Regions from separate parts of the Homo sapiens genome. Here regions 1 and 2 are each linked to region 3. A link is a loop called in an ENCODE intact Hi-C map of the cell type or tissue named here. Cell type or tissue: OCI-LY7. All regions are shown on one strand.

Region 1 (4,000 bases), 430 kb before region 3:
AACTGAAGCCCTGTAAGGTGGAGTAATTTGTCCATACCGCAAAGACAGTAAGTGGCAGTGCTCAGCCTCAGTAGAGAACTGTGTGAAACCAGAACTATATCATCTCTCCCAGGTGAGGGGGTTGGGACAAGGACTAGAAATAGGGGGCACTGCTGAAATGTGGGTATCAGGGGACCAGGTAGGGACTGGACCTTCCAGTCCAGGCAAATAATCAACAACCTGGACACCTATAGGCATTGAAGAAGGTGGCAAACAGGGAGCAAGTCAGAGAGGAAGCAGGCAGAGCAGCTGGGGGACAAATGCTGTCCCTGGTGAGAAGGGAGGGAGCCAGACGCCATCTGACATTAGCTATCTGCAAAGGCATTGGGAGTAGGAAGCAATCCTTGGCAAGAGCCATCCACTACCTCACACTTGGGCTCCCAGTCCAGACTGGGCTTGGCTGTCTGCAAATACTGCTGAAAACTGTTTTTATGAAGCCAGGGAAGGCCCAGGGGCTCCTAGGCCCCAGGATAGGACAATAGACTGGTATGGGCCAGCAAGTTGTCAGTCCGGAGGGTGACATGGACACTGTCAGAGTCAAGAGCCAGCAGGATGTTAGCCAATAGGTAGCATGGTAAGGGGACAAGATTACCATTTCTGAATTACCTATACTCACATCCTCATTTTTTTTTTCTTTTTGAGATGGAATCTTGCTCTGTCTTCCATGCTGGAATGCAGTGGCATGATCTCACTCACTGCAACTTTCACCTCCCGGGTTCAAGCAATTCTCCTGCCTCAGCCTCCCGAGTAGCTGGGATTACAGGCGTGCAACACCATGCTTGGCTGATTTTTGTATTTTTAGTAGAGACGGGGTTTCACCATGTTGGCCAGGCTGGTCTCGAACTTCTGGCCCCAACTGATCTGCCCACCTCGGCCTCCCAAAGCGCTGGGATTACAGGTGTGAGCCACTGCGCCCGGCTTACTGACATCCTCTTTTAAGCCCACTCCCCAGTGTTAACTTATTCTAGTCTGCGTTGTATACTTAATGAGCACGTGGATTTTTTCTTTGTTTCCTCTACTCAAACCCAGCTTGTTCCTTTTCATCCAAACTGCCCTCCTGTACCATCTTAAATTTATCACCAATCAAAGGGATTCCATTTGTTAGGCTAATTTCCAAACTTCCTAAGGTCGCAGAGCATTCTGGAGCTAGAAAGGCTTGGAAAGCATCTGGCCCAAGTTCCTCATACTTGATATGGGCTCAAAGTCACTAGGACTTACCCACAGCCCGAAAGGAAGATGGCTGACTACAAGTCCACACCTGACTCCTGTTGCAACATACTGCCTTTTGCCCTCACCTAATGCACCTAGAATTGCTCTCTTTTCCTCCTTTCTCATCACAATTCCAAGTGACTCATGCAGCACCTGGCACATAGATAATGCTGAATGAATGTATGCTTATTTGGATTCGATGATCTCAATTTACAAAGATGAACTTACTGTAAGGTGTGAATGACTGATAACTATCCCTTAATTCTTCCGAGTACAGTATTTGCATTTTAAAACAATCTGCTGATGGTTTGGTGAAAAAGATGTGGTGAAATTTCTTTTCACCAAATTAGCTGGTAGAAATTTGTAAGACACAAAAGTATTCTGGGACAAGAGAGTGTTTCCAAAAGTGCCTCAAATCCACACACGGGGCCGGGCATGGTGGCTTACACCTGTAATCCCAGCACTTTGCCAGGCCGAGGCAGGTGGATCACTTGAGCCTACAAGTTCAACATCAACCTGGGCAACATGGAGAAACTTTGTCTCTACAAAAAATACAAAAATTAGCCAAGTGTGGTGACGTGCACCTCAGCTACTTGGGAGGCTGAGGTGGGAGGACAGATTGAGCCCGGGAGGCCGAGGCTGCAGCAAACCATGATTACATCACTGTACTCCAAGCTGGGCAACAGAGTAAACCCTGTCTCAAAAAAAGAAAACGAAACAGAAAAAAAAACAAATCCACACACGGTACTGGTAGCACAGGCGTACACCTGGTGGGCATTGTGTTCTACGTCAATGCCACACTGTAACCACTAGAGGGAGCTCCAAGCTCCCTCTCCACCACCTCCATTTGCTGCCAGAGGACGGGACAGTTGGTTTGTAAGGTTATTTGACTGGGCCAGGGGACTGCACATTAAAGCCTTTCTCTTTGCATCATCCCTTAGGATTCTCTCTTCTCCAAATGCTCTCTAGCTTGGAAGTGGGTCGTCCCAGTTAGGCTTGGAGAGGCTGGATGAGGTTAGCCTTAGAATAAAATAACTTTGCCTTCTCTCCTCACCCCCACCTTTCCAGCGGGTCAGGAGTCAGGGCTGGGCTCAGGGATGCAGGACCAAGAAGCTACTCTGTTGACTTTTAGGGCTGTGGGCTGCTCGGGCCTGCCCTCAGCCTAAGGACAAAGAAGCCCTCACGGGGACCAACATCACCAGAAAGGGGTTTGTGCTCAAACCCTAGCCTGGCCTCATCCACCAGCATGTGCCCTGGCACCTGTTATGGGTAGCTGGGAAGGAAGAAAATCAGTTTCCAGGATGCTAGGTCTGGCCATTTCCATCCTACATATCATATCTGTCTTATCACAACACACCACTCCCGCTGCACCAGAGGGGTCTGCATACCCTACTGCCTAGCCTCTCTGGTCCCAAGGGAATGGTCCTCCCCTCCATTCCATTTCTCCCTCCCTTTCCTTCAAGAAAGCAAGCTCCCATCCCCTACAGCAGCAGCTCTCAGATGCAGTCCTTGCACTAGCAGCATCAGCATGAACCTGTCAGAAATGTGAACCTTCAGACCCTACCTCAGACCTGCAAGTGGGAACCCTACATTCTAAAACTCCAGGCTGGGGCCCAGCAACCTACCTTTTTACTCCAAGTGATTCTGATGCAGCTAAAGTGTGAAAGTCACTGCCCTACAGAGTGGAGAGGTGCTGTCTCACCCTAAACTAACTGTGCCTGATCTCAAAGTCAGCATTTGCCAACTACCAGAATACTTGGGCTGTGCAAAGTCGTCCCTGGAGAGGCCAAAATAATCTAATCATAATCAAATAGCAGCTAACATCTAACAGTCTATTCCATGCCACCAGGCATGATACACAGCACTTCATACACTTCTTCCTCACAATAATCCTGAGGCAGATGCAATTATCAACCCCATTCTACAGTTCATCAGGGTTGAGAGACAGTGAATAACTCGACCAAAGTTGCACAGCTGACAGGTGGTGGGGACAGGGTGTGCACAGAGATCTACCCGGTTCTGAAGTCCCAGTTCTAAACCTCAATACCTCAGGTTTCCCAAGTGATGGGTTAAGGTGGGGAGATGGGCTTCATGTGGCTTCTTTGATCTCCCTTTGCTCCTAGTTTACACTGGGCCTTTGAGCTACTTTCCTGATCCTGCTCCCGCAGCTGGCTAGTGGCCAATCCCAGGCCTGAGCCCTCCCCACCTCTGCTTTTCCAGGAGCAAGATCATTGAGTCATCCACACTTCTCAGTCTCCCCTGGCTGCACCTCCAGCCCAGCCTGGACAGGTCACAGTGAACCTCTAGGAAGCAGGGATGAGCTCTGAGAAGCCCAACCTCTAGCCCATCGCACCGCTTACTTACCCCCCATGCCCTAAGCTATTTCAGTCTGCATGAGAGCAGTCTGCAGAGCACTGGCTGTGGTCACAGGATGACCTGCTCAGTCAAAGCTAACATAAAGTGTGGTTATTGCTGTGCCTTCATCTGCAGCATGTGACTGTCAGTTTGAGGCTTTGACCACTACCCATCCAAATGATTTGACTGTCCCAGGGGACCGTAAGAGACACACACACACACACACACACCCCCCCCCCCCAAGAGGTATCTGATGAACTCACACCCTCCTGAGCAAAAACACCAGAGCCTCCTCCCGCCCTTCCCACGTGGCTTTGAACAGCTTTCCCTAGCTTCCGCGCACCTGGTTTGCTTTCGTGTTGCCGGGTTTCCTGAGGGCTCGCAGGGCTACTGCTTG
Region 2 (4,000 bases), 490 kb before region 3:
GCATTTCATAAAGTAAGTGATATTACCAATTACCATTCATCTTTAAGCACTTAATACACTTGGACTGTTCATCTGCAGAAGTAGACTTTTTAAAGCCTAATGACTTACGATCATTTCTTTACTGCAATAAACAGGGCAGTGTTTACAAATTAAACTGGTTTTAAATAATCTGTCCAAAAATGGTCCCTGGAGTCTTGAACTATTTGCTATTCTAACAACTTGTTGGAGCTAAAAAGGTATCTTTTTAGTCAGGATCTTGCTGAAATTTCAGTTCATTTTGGGTGGCTAAAGCGAAGGGGTGGAGGAAGCAAGGAGTTCAGGGTAAATGTCTAGTGTCAAAGTTCTGGCAGGCTTTACTGGGGAAAGTGGTCCCCAGTTGGTGTGAGAAAAAAAAAAAGTAGAAATGCTGATTCCCATGATCTGGTAGGATTTTGATTCTGCTTCTGAATGGCTGAAAAGCTTTCCAAAACAGCTTCCATGGTTTATGCCACTTTTATTTATGTCTCTTACTCTTTTGTGGCAGAGTGGTTGCAGTAGGAAGTGAAGAAAAAATTTATCCTTACCACACCTTCCTCCCAAACCCTGTTAGTTCAACTAGGTAATAAGCCCACCATTAGGATGCCTCAGACCATAAGGAGCTGTTCATTTCAGGACTGTTCCTCAGGATATGGGCATTGATTTAGTTAATTTGGCAAGTCTTCACAAGTATTATCTTTTAAAGTAAGACCTACACAAAAAGAAGCAGTCTCATTAGAAGAACTCTGAGGCCTGTGCAAAGAATGCATGTGGCTTCAGAGAAAATGCTACTTTGAAAAAGCATCTCTGAGTCTTTAAATAATTAAGAGGTTGTTAGAGCAATGGGGTGGGGAGACAAGCTAGAGGAAAGCCCCAGTATACAACTGGACTGTGTTCTCAACATTTGTTTGAAGTTAGCTGTGTGGTACCTGGAGTGAAGTTTTTGGCAGCAATACTGTTAATTTATCAAGCTATGCATGGAGACTATTTAAATGTATGCTGGTATTAAAATACTATATATTATCCTCAAAAATTATTTGTAATGATAGATTTAGTAAAACAATCACAACTAATTAGGGAAAAAATTCCACCATTTTTCCTGAAAGCTAATATTTTAGATAAAACTAATTTAGTTGTTTGGCAGATGAGATGGGCAGAAATGTGTGGATTCTGAAACAGACTTGAAAAATCAACGGCATGGACTCTATTAAACATAACTTAATAGCTTTTGCTTTCCTTGACTAAAGTATGGCATTATTGTTTCATATACCAATCATGGTCTGTTTTGGGGGTGGGGAGACAACTACACACAGCAAAAGCTTTTTTCGGTGACATAATTGACCAGGTTTTAAGAAAAGGAGAAAAGAGAAAGGGTTAGGATACTGTTAAATACTGCACGTGGAAAAGATTGCCTGAGGTAGATTTAACTGATGTCTGAATGGTGAACAGCAGAGGCGAAAAAAAGAAAGGAGAGAAAGGAGAAGAAATGAGGTGTGCACCAATGCTTTGGGGAGGGGAGAAGGAGGGTGCAGACTTTGGGTCAGATGCGTCCCTCTCCACTGGTCACTAGGTGGCGCTGTTCATCCAGGACAGCTCAGCTGCTATCGGGAGACAGTGTCTAGGAGGGACCAGAAGAGAGGAACAAGCAGGCTGTTTGCAAGTCTGGTGCTCTTAACTCAGAAGATGCCTGAACTTTCAAAGCTCAGCACTGCCAAATCAAAGAGCAATTCCTAAGCACCAACTTAATTTCTCTTTGTCTTTGTTTTAATAAAAAATTTTAAAACATTTTATTTACTCAACTATAAAATACATTCCTGTCTGCAAATAAAACTATCATCCCAGACCACAGAAACTCAAAAGCTGGATCCAATGCATAAAGTCTCATACAATCATTGAATAAAATGTGTTTATACACTTAACTCCTCTACCTGTAAATTCTTTTTGCAGCTGTAATAATTAAGACTTTAAAATAACTAGAGTTTTAAAGTCAGTTTCGTTATCTCTAGAGGAAGGATGAGCTCAATTCTCCCTTCTATTTTATATTCCTTTGGGTGCAAGGCTAAGAAAATCCTCCTTTAAGTGCCAAAAGTCAATTTGTACCAAAGCCAATTCAGAGATATCATGGGGCAACTGTAGGCTGAATACTAAAGATGCTAGAATTCCTTACTCCCATTTCAAACTTTGGGAAATATCCTACATCATAGAAATCATTCCCTAAAAGTCACCTATAATGGGGTTGCATTTGTGGGTCACATCTGCACAAAGAGGTCCTTGTTGGCCTGCTCTGGGACTTCATTTACATATGTGCTTTTAAAAATGCTATTTAAAGCAGAGACAATGCTGGTCTTCTCAGTGTGTAACACATTTTCAGCTTGTCTTTCACAGACCATAAAGACTTTGGTCAAGGAAGTGAAAACAATGGCTGAAATAATGCCATCCGCAAGGCATGTGGTACTTGTTGTTAGTGGGGGGAGGTCTAAGACAAGCAATGATTATTTGTGTTTCTCTGGGATATTCCAGCAAGATATACTTCCAGAGCTCACTATCCTTTCTCAGTGAAGTAAGGCAAAAGAAAGCTCAGAGGTTGTAGTGAGAAGAGACAATCCCACTACGGACAACCAACATGACTGCTCCCCACTTTCTGAATTCCTTACAAACATCTGATTCTTTAGCAGCAACAACGCATCCACAGCATTAGTTTAAAAGGTGTATAACCACTGAAGCTATTAAACTTACCGGTTTCCCAAACTCCAATTCCGAAAAGAATTTATACCAAGGTTCATTCTTTAAATCTATCTCTTCTGGGCTTATATCCCGACTCTATAGGGGTTGGTGATAGAGAAATGGAAGAAAGAGAAGGATAACATTATGCAAAGATTACATAGGAACAGGCCAGTAGAGATGCAGTGGTTTCCAGGTATATACAGGAGCTGCATTCAACAGCAGCAATCATCTGTTTTTACTGACAACAGCAAAAACAGGAGGGAGAGGATGGGTTTATAAAAACAGGGAAATTGAGGCAGGGAACAGTAAGTGAATCATTCTCAGCCCTAAGGCAGAGGAAAATGGACTATAGATGGACAACTCTGCACCACACTGCTGCCTACACAACAAGTCTGAATCTGGGCATAACAGCATTCTGCAATAATTTTCAGTAATGTGGAAGAAAAGAAAGCCCTTTACAAAGAACTATTAGTTATGAGCAAATGACCTGGTGAGCACACCAAACATTTAGCCATCTATGCCAGTTGAGTAGAGCTGATTTTTATGGGCTAGTACAACTTTAGTACTTATTTGCAAAGCTGCCTTAAGGTTTTCGAAATAAACACAAATATTGACACTTTATAAAAGCCAATTGGTTAATACTGCATCTTTAATGGCACATGAGTAGGTAGGAAACCATGTCCCGTACACAGTAAAGTGAAAGTGAAAAATGATATAAGTAAAGACAGAGGACACAGTGAAAAAACATTTTAAACAAGTATCCATGGCGGATGAATACAGACAGAATATACTTCGTGTTTTAACAAATAAATGTTAAAGAATTGGGAAAAAATAAAGTGAAAGAAAAGCTAGACAAGACAGATAACAGAACAAAGGGGAAAAAAACTTCTGGGTTATATGACAAAAATAAGTTAGATTTCTCACTTTATATAACACTATGAGGTATCAATAGACTGATAATTTGATTTCATGGGATATAATATTTAACCAAATAAGTATAAAGTTCTGGCACCTTATTTCATGGAATAACACGTGTTTCTGGAAATAACTAGTTGGAAAATGAATGTGTGCAAAGCAAATCATGTTTTCCCCTTCATAAATTGGAGAAATGTTTACATCAGGGAAAAGTGTTTGAGGTTCATGACTAATTAAGTATGTATATATGTTTCAAAAAACATTGATAATCGCAAAAAGAGAGTTGGGGTGATTTTCTACAATAACCTGAAATATAAAATGCATACACTTTCTACTGAGATTGAAA
Region 3 (4,000 bases):
CCAGCCCCCCACAAGGGATAGGCCAGCCTTCAAGGACCTACAGGGGCTCAGCACTTTCAAGTTGGACCTAAGTAGATTCTTGGGATTTTGTGTCCCATAGGCATCCTTCAATTGACAGGCCCAAGACTACTTCAATAGGGGAGGAGGTCTTTTCACAAAGGGAAAGCAGAATGCAGTGACTGAAAGGAAGGGGTAGGAACCTGGACAGGCAATGCCAACTGATGTCCACACCAAGGTCTCAAGAGGATGTCACATGCAGAGGAATCAATCAAAGGATAATTTCCAGAACTGTGCTGAAAAGACAAGCTCCAAGCTGGGTCATTCTGAGAATTTCATCAGAGCAAGACAAGGCAGTCTAGTTATGGACTTATCCTTCCAGAAACTGGGGACAGGCAAGAACCAAGTGAGAAACAGACCCCAGCCAGCGGTTAGGATTTGCATATGGGTTAGGACCCACGGAAGGGAGAGAAATCTGGGAAAAGAGGGGTGTGGTTTAGGCATCAAGGAGATACTACATATAAAACATCTGGCATAGTTCCAGATGGTACATGATGCATGCATAACAAATGTTCTCTCTCTGCCGAGGGTATCCAGGAGGGAATGCCTATCTGAAGGGCTGAGGAATGGGGCAGCAGACAGAAGTCCAGGCTGAACTAGAGAGGTCCTGGCCTGTTGTCCTCAAATTGAGGGCAGGAGAGTTGCAGAGCAGGCTGTGGGTATCTGGGTGTATATTCACAACAGCTAGGCTAGGTAAGGGCAAGGGATGGCAAGCAGCTCTTAATATTTTTAGTAGGGAGTAGGATGAGTAAACATAGGAAGGACTCAAGGAAACAACCACTTTGCATGACTCAGATGCAAAAAAAGACATTAAGACAGAAGATAGAAGGTGAGATGTTGGCAGTGCTAGCAGTCCTCAGCAAAATGCTGCCTAAACTGTGTCCACAGCTGTGTTTCTCAAACTTTACTGTGCACGTGAATCACCTGGGAATCATATTGGGATGCAGATTCTGAATTGGTAGTTTTAAGGTGAGGACTAACCAGCTCCCAAGTGATGCTGATGCTGCCAGTCCAGGGACTAAAGTGAGTGGTAAGGCTTTTTATGGCTGTGGGCCAAAGGCTCTGGTCAAGAGCATATAGAAAACTCAGATTAAACAAAGTCTAGGGCATGAACAGAGGTACTGAAATTTAGTGTTTCAGAACCTACTAGACCACAGGAACTACTTTTTTCCTGGAGGACCTGTTATTATCTCATAGAAGCCTGTGCAGGAAAAGCTTCCTTAAGAGACCCTAAACTATAAAACCCTGCTCCCACTGAAGGAGTGCAGCACCACCCCCAAAACCCTCTGGAAGAGGCCAACCTTCAGGTGCACTGGAGCTGGGGCTTTCCCCTCTCTTCATCAGGGCTAGTAGAGAAAAAGAGGGCCACAGAGAGGTGCCTATCATACGAGTATGATCTCCCCCTCACTTCACTTCTAGATAAAAACATCTTACGCTGGAGTAAAGGAGAAGTACCTGAGTGAATACTGCTTTTCTGGTACCTACATTCTCTCCCTCCTTCTGCAAGGCTATCATTTCACAGCTGATTCCTGGGAGCACATCCATTTCATTGGCAAGGTAATTTGGGGGCCTGTTGGGCTGGGGGGAGGTTGGGGTTCGGTGGTAGTGACTGAAGCAGTTTGGGGCTTGAAAAAGGGGGGAGTCAGCATGGTGTAGCTTTGGCTTGATGTCCTGTTCTGCCATTCTGCTTCAAACCCTGGCATTCTGTGTCAAGCCCTCCTGGGTCTGTTGGCCCACTGTGAGCATCCTCGCTAAGGACAGCTACTTGCATTTTCAGTTGCACCTTCCCACATAACAGTGACTAATTCCTTACAAAACAAAACACAAAACGAGATATATTAAAGTAACAGCATTTCAGCAGCTACAGTGACTCTGTGTGCTGACTTCAGCAGCCCTCTGAAAGGCCCCTTCCATAAGCTGGGAAAGTATGATCATGGTTTCATCATCCTTGTTGGTTATTACTTCAAGGTTGACCAATCTGAAAGCTCTGTGTGAAGAAGGGGACTGAGTGGCTGTGAATGATGAGACCGTTGTTTAGAAGCCAGGCTTAGCCTGAGTCCGGAAGAAGCAACCTCAATGCTGTGCTTTACCATAGCACCACCTGCAGGTATCCAGGAATAGAGAACCCAGCTGAGCGACTCATGCTTGACCAAAAATACCCAGAGCAGTGTGTCTCTACCTTTTTAAGCCCATGCTCACTAGTGGGGAAAACATTTTACCCCCTGTATTAAATATGGTGATTTCAAGCAAAACAAAGCATTGAGACAGAGGGCTGTAGCAGGCCTGAGGATAACAGTGTCCTTACACTCTTGTCAGTGCTGATCTTGCTAATTCAAACTTAAATCTTTTCCTTGTTATAATATTCCAGACTTCCTTTAATTCCAGCAGTTTATTTTGTTTGAAAGATTATACCTATGTCAAATTTAGGACTGACACACGAGGTAGTCATGATGTATGTGTGTGTATATACTTTTTTTTTAAGAGACATGGTCTCACGCTGTCACCCAGGCTGGAGTGCAGTGGTATGATCACAGCTCACTGAAGCCTCAAACTCCTGGGATTAAATGATCCTCCCCACCCAGGCTCCCAAATAGCTGAGACTACAGACATGTTCCACCGTGCCCAGCTAATTTTATTTTTTAGAGAGACAGGGTCTCACTATGTTGCCCAGGCTAGTCTCAAACTCCTGGCCTCAAGTGATCCTCCCTCCTTGGCCTCCCAAAGTGCTGAGATTACAGGCATGAGCCACTGTGCCCAGCCAGTGATTTATATTGTTTGAACTCTTCCAATGCATGATCCAATAATTCTAAGCCCTAGGTGATAACTCTTCTAACTCCTCCAACCACAAACAGACTTTCCCCACTGTTTGCAGATCCAGGGCAGCGACGCCGGCTGGACTTTGGGCTACATGCTGAACCTGACCAACATGATCCCAGCTGAGCAACCATTGTCCACACCTCTCTCCCACTCCACCTATGTCTTCCTCATGGTTCTATTCTCCCTGGTCCTTTTCACAGTGGCCATCATAGGCTTGCTTATCTTTCACAAGCCTTCATATTTCTGGAAAGATATGGTATAGCAAAAGCAGCTGAAATATGCTGGCTGGAGTGAGGAAAAAAATCGTCCAGGGAGCATTTTCCTCCATCGCAGTGTTCAAGGCCATCCTTCCCTGTCTGCCAGGGCCAGTCTTGACGAGTGTGAAGCTTCCTTGGCTTTTACTGAAGCCTTTCTTTTGGAGGTATTCAATATCCTTTGCCTCAAGGACTTCGGCAGATACTGTCTCTTTCATGAGTTTTTCCCAGCTACACCTTTCTCCTTTGTACTTTGTGCTTGTATAGGTTTTAAAGACCTGACACCTTTCATAATCTTTGCTTTATAAAAGAACAATATTGACTTTGTCTAGAAGAACTGAGAGTCTTGAGTCCTGTGATAGGAGGCTGAGCTGGCTGAAAGAAGAATCTCAGGAACTGGTTCAGTTGTACTCTTTAAGAACCCCTTTCTCTCTCCTGTTTGCCATCCATTAAGAAAGCCATATGATGCCTTTGGAGAAGGCAGACACACATTCCATTCCCAGCCTGCTCTGTGGGTAGGAGAATTTTCTACAGTAGGCAAATATGTGCTAAAGCCAAAGAGTTTTATAAGGAAATATATGTGCTCATGCAGTCAATACAGTTCTCAATCCCACCCAAAGCAGGTATGTCAATAAATCACATATTCCTAGGTGATACCCAAATGCTACAGAGTGGAACACTCAGACCTGAGATTTGCAAAAAGCAGATGTAAATATATGCATTCAAACATCAGGGCTTACTATGAGGTAGGTGGTATATACATGTCACAAATAAAAATACAGTTACAACTCAGGGTCACAAAAAATGCATCTTCCAATGCATATTTTTATTATGGTAAAATATACATAAATATAATTCACCATTTTAACATT

The links. Hi-C counts contacts between places; a loop is a spot of excess contacts. Peaks named below come from ENCODE experiments on the same cell type or tissue, not always from the same donor. Only the 100,000 strongest peaks of a DNase experiment are listed, where the experiment ranks them.
Region 1: it touches region 3 in a loop (5-fold over the local background); 7 of 110 quality-filtered maps call a loop at or near these places.
Region 2: a loop joins it to region 3, with 2.9 times the contacts of the local background. A loop is called at or near these places in 5 of 110 quality-filtered maps.

The regions. Positions count from the first base shown.
Region 1 is chr10:95,428,502-95,432,501 of GRCh38, forward strand. It overlaps SORBS1 (sorbin and SH3 domain containing 1), which reads right to left. Exons shown (of 33, transcript NM_001034954.3): 6 at 3,947-4,000. Among named protein-coding and RNA genes, the nearest start is that of SORBS1, 130 kb to the right of the region's middle. RefSeq lists enhancers at 1,769-1,858, 1,970-2,470. In OCI-LY7, CTCF peaks have their summits at 2,062 (motif pointing right) and 2,273; a DNase peak (open chromatin) is centred at 2,070.
Region 2 is chr10:95,373,222-95,377,221 of GRCh38, forward strand. It overlaps SORBS1 (sorbin and SH3 domain containing 1), which reads right to left. Exons shown (of 33, transcript NM_001034954.3): 19 at 2,752-2,835. Among named protein-coding and RNA genes, the nearest start is that of PDLIM1, 84 kb to the left of the region's middle. In OCI-LY7, CTCF peaks have their summits at 1,582 (motif pointing right) and 1,785; a DNase peak (open chromatin) is centred at 1,610.
Region 3 is chr10:95,863,248-95,867,247 of GRCh38, forward strand. ENTPD1 (ectonucleoside triphosphate diphosphohydrolase 1) reads left to right here. Exons shown (of 10, transcript NM_001776.6): 9 at 1,477-1,614; 10 at 2,930-4,000. The coding sequence ends at 3,136. All of the region lies in intron 3 of ENTPD1-AS1 (ENTPD1 antisense RNA 1), which reads right to left. Among named protein-coding and RNA genes, the nearest start is that of CC2D2B, 43 kb to the right of the region's middle. RefSeq lists an enhancer at 1,997-2,226 and a silencer at 2,045-2,339. In OCI-LY7, CTCF peaks have their summits at 2,152 (motif pointing left) and 2,351; a DNase peak (open chromatin) is centred at 2,144; H3K4me3 peaks cover 422 bases; H3K27ac peaks cover 413 bases.